Linked DNA regions of Homo sapiens: region 2 is linked to region 1. The links are chromatin loops, found by intact Hi-C in ENCODE. Cell type or tissue: HCT116. All regions are shown on one strand. Links, peaks and the distances in the headings refer to the core of each region. The heading gives the core; the rest is flanking DNA.

The links. Hi-C counts contacts between places; a loop is a spot of excess contacts. Peaks named below come from ENCODE experiments on the same cell type or tissue, not always from the same donor. Only the 100,000 strongest peaks of a DNase experiment are listed, where the experiment ranks them.
Region 2: it touches region 1 in a loop (11-fold over the local background); 7 of 110 quality-filtered maps call a loop at or near these places.

The regions. Positions count from the first base shown.
Region 1 is chr10:104,936,569-104,939,376 of GRCh38, reverse strand. The region is part of intron 3 of SORCS3 (sortilin related VPS10 domain containing receptor 3); the gene reads right to left. Among named protein-coding and RNA genes, the nearest start is that of SORCS3-AS1, 270 kb to the right of the region's middle. In HCT116, for the core only: no CTCF peak of the experiment used is centred there; a DNase peak (open chromatin) is centred at 1,596; H3K4me3 peaks cover 550 bases.
Region 2 is chr10:104,766,599-104,769,406 of GRCh38, reverse strand. The region is part of intron 1 of SORCS3 (sortilin related VPS10 domain containing receptor 3); the gene reads right to left. Among named protein-coding and RNA genes, the nearest start is that of SORCS3-AS1, 100 kb to the right of the region's middle. In HCT116, for the core only: a CTCF peak has its summit at 1,485; a DNase peak (open chromatin) is centred at 1,466; H3K27me3 peaks cover 1,300 bases.

The DNA of each region.
Region 1 (2,808 bases), core at 57-2,556:
CAGGCACTGTGTTAGGTACCAGTAAGCAGGGACAGATAATGCATGGTTCTGGCCTTGGGGCATTTACGACTTAGCAGGAGACACAAAGACATAAATGGCTGAGCTACAGGAAGATACATGCTAGGGAGGTAAACAAGAGTGCGATGAAAGCATCAAAAAGGGAGTAATCAATTCCACCATAAATGTCTCCTTTACTCCTCCTTCCTCGTCTCCTCCAGCCAGAGGTACTAGACTCTGGATTTTGGCAGAGGGTGCTAGAGGAAGAGTATAACTATCACAGCTGGAAGCCATTAATCCTATAGCAGTGACAGGAGAGGCCAGCAGAATGCTGAACACAGAAGGTGGGTCCAGAATGCAGTAGCCAAGTTCAGGTGCCATCTGGACCAGGAAAGCAGATCTGGGAAGCTGGGATAAAACCTGAAGCAAAAGACCTCTTCATTAGTTAGCCCTCCACAGGCCTCGTCCAGGGAAAGATTGAGAACCATTGACAAGTGGCTGCAATCCAGCTACCCTGGAACTGCCTTCAACACCTGCATCACGGCTTCCCCCGCAAGGCAGCAAGAAAAATGTTGCACTGTGACAGCCTGCAAGACATTATGCCAGGCACTATGATGCATACAAGAATGGGGAAAACTCAGTGCCTGCCATAACAGAACTAGCCATATTTATATAGATGGAAACATTAAAAGATAATATGTTGGTGGAAATGTGGGAGGAAACACTGGGCCAAGGTGATCAGGAAAGGCCCCCTTGGAACTGACTTCTGCACAGGGCCCTGAAGATGGTTAGAATTCAAGTAAGTGGAAAAAAGTTAGGGAGGATCATTTTAAGAGGATACTATGGGCATAAGCACTGGTGCTACTGGGGGAGTGTAAAGGAAACATGGGGAATCTAAATTCAAAAAAGGTCAAAGAGTATGAGTGAGATAAGGCAAGCAAAAATATTGGGTGTACATTACGAAGGAGCTTTAACCCCATGCTGTGGAGTTTGGCCTGAATCCTACAGGCAATGAGAAGTCACTGGCAGATTTTGATCAGAGTAGGAACTGAATAAAAACAAATTCTGTCACATAACACTTCCCCCTGAAAAACATTCCTCCCTGACCAATGAAGGCCATTCACTTGGAAGATGTCAAAGCCCAGCCTCATTCCAGGTTATAAATTTACCAGCTAACTACTGAGAACCACATCAGCTTGAGAAAGTTTGGGTCTCTCTGATGTATTTCTTTCCCAGTCAAAAATTTAAGGCACTAACGACAGTAAAGAAAGAAGCAAGCTGAGGCTGAATGGGCTCGTGATGCATAGGGAGTCCTGGAAGTGCCGAAAACACATTAAACTTCAGCAAAATCAAAGGGTAATACCAGAGTCCAAACTCTGTCAATCTGTCATCCTTCACCAGGTCAAGCGTCTACTACTTGGCTGGCTTCCATCTCCACTGGCACCTGCATCCAAACCACTGTGCACTGCTGTGCCTTGTAATTAAAGGTAAAAGCACACACATGCACTGCCAGAGGAGAGAGGCCAAACATGTGGGGAAGCATCATTTGGAAGTGCCCATTAGTGTGGCAAGGTCCATAAAGCAATGGCATTCTGCCACCACTTTGCTGAGTGACCTTCAACAAGCTCCCTTGAGGTGAGCAAGAATTGACTCACTCATTCTTTTTGTATTGACTCAGCCATGGGGAATGAGGCATCTGGCTGGAGTGGGGAAGGGTTGCCCTTCCAAGACCCGAACTTACTTTGCTCTAGACTGAAGGAAAACGTATCATATGCACCATCCTTCTTGACTCAGATATTTAATGTTGTTTTGCCTCGTGGTAAGCGAAAGTAATGTGAGCTTTCGGCCATGATGAAAGAGAACTTAAACTGACTTGAAAACACTTATTCTATGTTAGTTATCTTTTAAAATAAAACTTAGATTTTATAGTGAACTCTCCTAATGAATTTATATATTTGGCATCCTGGCATTCAAATTAACACCTACATTTTCTAGAATCTGCTTAATTTCTAAAGTGAAGTCCAATTGCAATGGGAATGCATAAAAACCATTGATCCACGTGGCAAACTCTAACTTACCTTTTGAAGCAAGGGTCCTCAACCCCTATACTGGTCAGTGGCCTGTTAGGAACTGGGCTGCACAGCAGGAGGTGAGTGGACGGCAGGCCAACATTACTGCCTGAGCTCCGCCTCCTGTCAGATCATCAGGCATTAGGTTCTCATAGGAGCATGAACCCTCCTGTGAACTGCACATACAAGGGATCTAGGTTGCACACTTATGAGAATCTAACTAATGCCTGATGATCTGAGATAGAACAGTTTCATCTGAAATCACCCCCTGTGCCCCCATCTGTGGAAAAATTGTCTTTCACAAAACTGGTCCCTGGTACCAAAAAGGTTGGGGACCACTGTTTTGAAGCCTAGTCAAATGTGACCTCTGCCACATCTTCCTCTAAACATTCATGGTAGATTAATCAGTCCCTCCTTTGTGTTACCAAAGCACTTGATAGATTATGTTTCCTTGGACAGAGACCAAGTCTGTTCATTTGGTGATCCCTGTACCTGGCACCATGTTGATCACTGAGAAAGTTTTCAAAAACTGTTTGCTGAATTGATAGCAGTCTGGGTTTACTTGCATTTGATCCTATGTTCAACAACAAGAATCCCAAACAGCTTTTATTGTTAAATTCGTCTTTGTTTGCCAAGGAGACTTATCTGTGCTCTTAAGCTCAAGACTGTTTCCTAACATCCCGACACATAAATCCAACAGCTTAACAGCCTTTTCCCCTGGATGTCCCATAGTATCAAACTC
Region 2 (2,808 bases), core at 188-2,687, 170 kb after region 1:
TCCTCAGATACTCAGGTTCTGAAACTGTTTCCAGAAACAGAAACAGCCCACAACACCTCCGTGGGCACAGCATCTGGGATGGCCTCCAGAGCCAGCCCTGTGAAGTGGCCTCACCCTGGCTTTTCCTCTGGCTGTGGGCTGGTAGGGACCTAACATGCAGCAGTCTAGAGCCCCTGGAAGGAGTGTCATTTCTCCTGAATCTCTGCTCTTCCCTGTGCAATTGTGAAGAGCCCACACATTTCTCACACTACATGTTGGCTCCACTTTCTTAAATGCAAGTAAGTTGGCAGTTCTTTGACCCTCTCTTCTTCCACTCATGAAAACAGGAGAGGTGGAAGGTTTGGAAGATAGAGTGGTGGGAGAGGGGAGACACAGAAGCAAGGAAGAAACAAAGTGAAGCCTGTGTCAATATTCTGCAGAGAGGGTGCTGGAAAGTGGAGCTACTCTCTAAGGCCATTTGGATTCGGTCTGCATAGCCAGCTCCACACTTCGCCCCTGCCCTCTGTACCTCCCTCTGGGCCCAGGTCTTTACATACTTACCCACACTCTCTATGTGCTCTCATTTTGCCTCCATGACAGGTCACTCCAGTGTCATTCAGGAGGAGGAGTGTCTCTAATTAGGCAGAGAAAGTAGATGCTTCTTGCATAGAAAATTGGGTTGGAGGGAGCAAGGGGTAACCTCTGACTTGTGAAGCTTCTGAAGAGAAAATTCTCCATCAGCAGAAGCTGAACAAACACTGAATCACTAATAAGCACTGCAAGAGAATGAAGCTTCACCAATTTCTTCAAGAGCCCTGGTGACTTATTACAGGTGCTCTGTTTGATGGTAATGGATACCACACCATTGAAGAAAACAATAGACAGAAAAAAATCTTTTTGCTTATCTAATTTTTTGTTTCCTTTCTCCCATTCTCCCTGGCCCCGTCTCAACCACAACTTCTCCTTAAATATACTTTGTGTTATAAAATACAATTTAGAAAAAAAAAGTAGGACACAGTTTTTTCAGTATAACAAACTCTCAGATGTCTCAAAAACTATCTGTTGTTCACCTCCTTAATACTGAATTCCAATCCAATGTGCCTACTTATCTCCCTCTAAAGAAGGAAAAGTGACTGCTCTAAATGATTCTCAAACTTCAGTGCATGTAAGAATCACCTGGGGAGCTCCCAGAACAGTGCAGATTCATGGTGCCTTCCCTATGGAGTTAGATTCTGTGCATTTACTTTGGAGCTCAAGAAGCTGTACTTTAAACAAGTAAGACAGGTAATTGTAATTCTAAGGCAGTTCTCCTGTGAACCATACCTTTAGAAGCTCTGCTCTACAGTTCTGACCCAGGTCAAGGAGAATATATTTAGAGGTTTATTTTCAGAAAACATTTGACTCAAGTGCCAATTCTGCTTATTCTGTTAAACATCTGGGTTCTAGATCCCTTAGTATGCACTGTACTGGAGTACGATGAGCAATGCCTACAGTAAAACTATTCAAAGAGTGGCACCTATTGACCATGTTTTATACTACCAGCAAGCTCTAATAGACTCATAAATTTATCAAAAACCAAGAGTAGGAGGAAGGGGAGGAGAGGGGGGAAGAAGAGGGAGGGGAAGGGAGAAGGGAAAAGGGAGGGAAGGGAAAGGGGAAAGGGAAGGGGAAGCAGAAAGAGAGCGAGGAGAGGAAAGGGGAGGGGAGGCGGAGGGGGAGAGGAAGGCAAGTGGGAGGGGAAGGGGAAGGGAGTGGAGAAGGGGAAGGGGAACGGGGAGTGGAAGTGGGAGGGGAAGGGGGAAGGAAAAGGGGAAGGGGGAAGGGGGAGGAATAAAAACAAGGAGCAAGAAAGGGAGAGGAAGGGAAAGGGGGAAGGGGGAGAAGGCTGCAATTTCCAAAGACATGTACTGATACCTAACTTACCCAAGCTTGCCACAGTCAAGTCCTCTGGAATCAGCATTACAAAATATGTTGTTACTGCAGGCCCAGGAGGTAAGGCTTAGCCTGTATCTTAAGGTGGAACTTTATTGAGCAGGTAGGCTAGCAGTCCCAAGGCTCCTCGGGGCTTTTCCTTTACTCAGTGATTTGCAAAGCAGGACTTGCCACCCTCTTGAGAAGGTCATTTTTTCCATTGCTGCAGCACAGATTAAGTGGACAAACACTGCCCACTACTCAAGTATTTACTGATCATTTTCTCTATGTAAATCCTGAGCTGTGTCAGCACAAGTCACAGAATCAGCTCTCAGAGGGCTTACACTTAAGCTGGGAAAACAAGATGTTGAGAGTCAGAACCACATTTAATCAGAAGGCAAGGAGAACTTGGGGATGTGAGGCTAGTCACCAGAAGTATTGAAGGAATGTGAATCTGAGAACAACCACTTTTCCCATCCTTCCTCTAACCCCTGAAACATTAGAAACCTAAAAGATCATTACCCAGGGATAAATGAACCTTGTCTATAATACTGGAATGCAGATAATATTTATGTTAAATCAAACCACATAGTCATGGGGGAGAAGATAATGGGACAATATGTCACAGAAGGCCAATATGCACCCTTTGGGTGGAAACAGAAAGGAAGTTGCCATTTTCTCAAAAACAATTCAAGTTACAATGGAGAATTATACTCCACCACACACAGCACATTCAGAGGTACCGTGGCCCCACATCTTCTTGGACCCAGTGTGTGCTCTCTGCTTTTCCTTCCATCTACCACTTTTCCAAATCCTGTCTCCAACATGGCCCATACAGTGGCAGCAACAGAAAGTCAATGTGAATGCTCAACTGGCCACTGTGAAGGAGGACAGCATCCTCCAACAGTCAGCAGTATG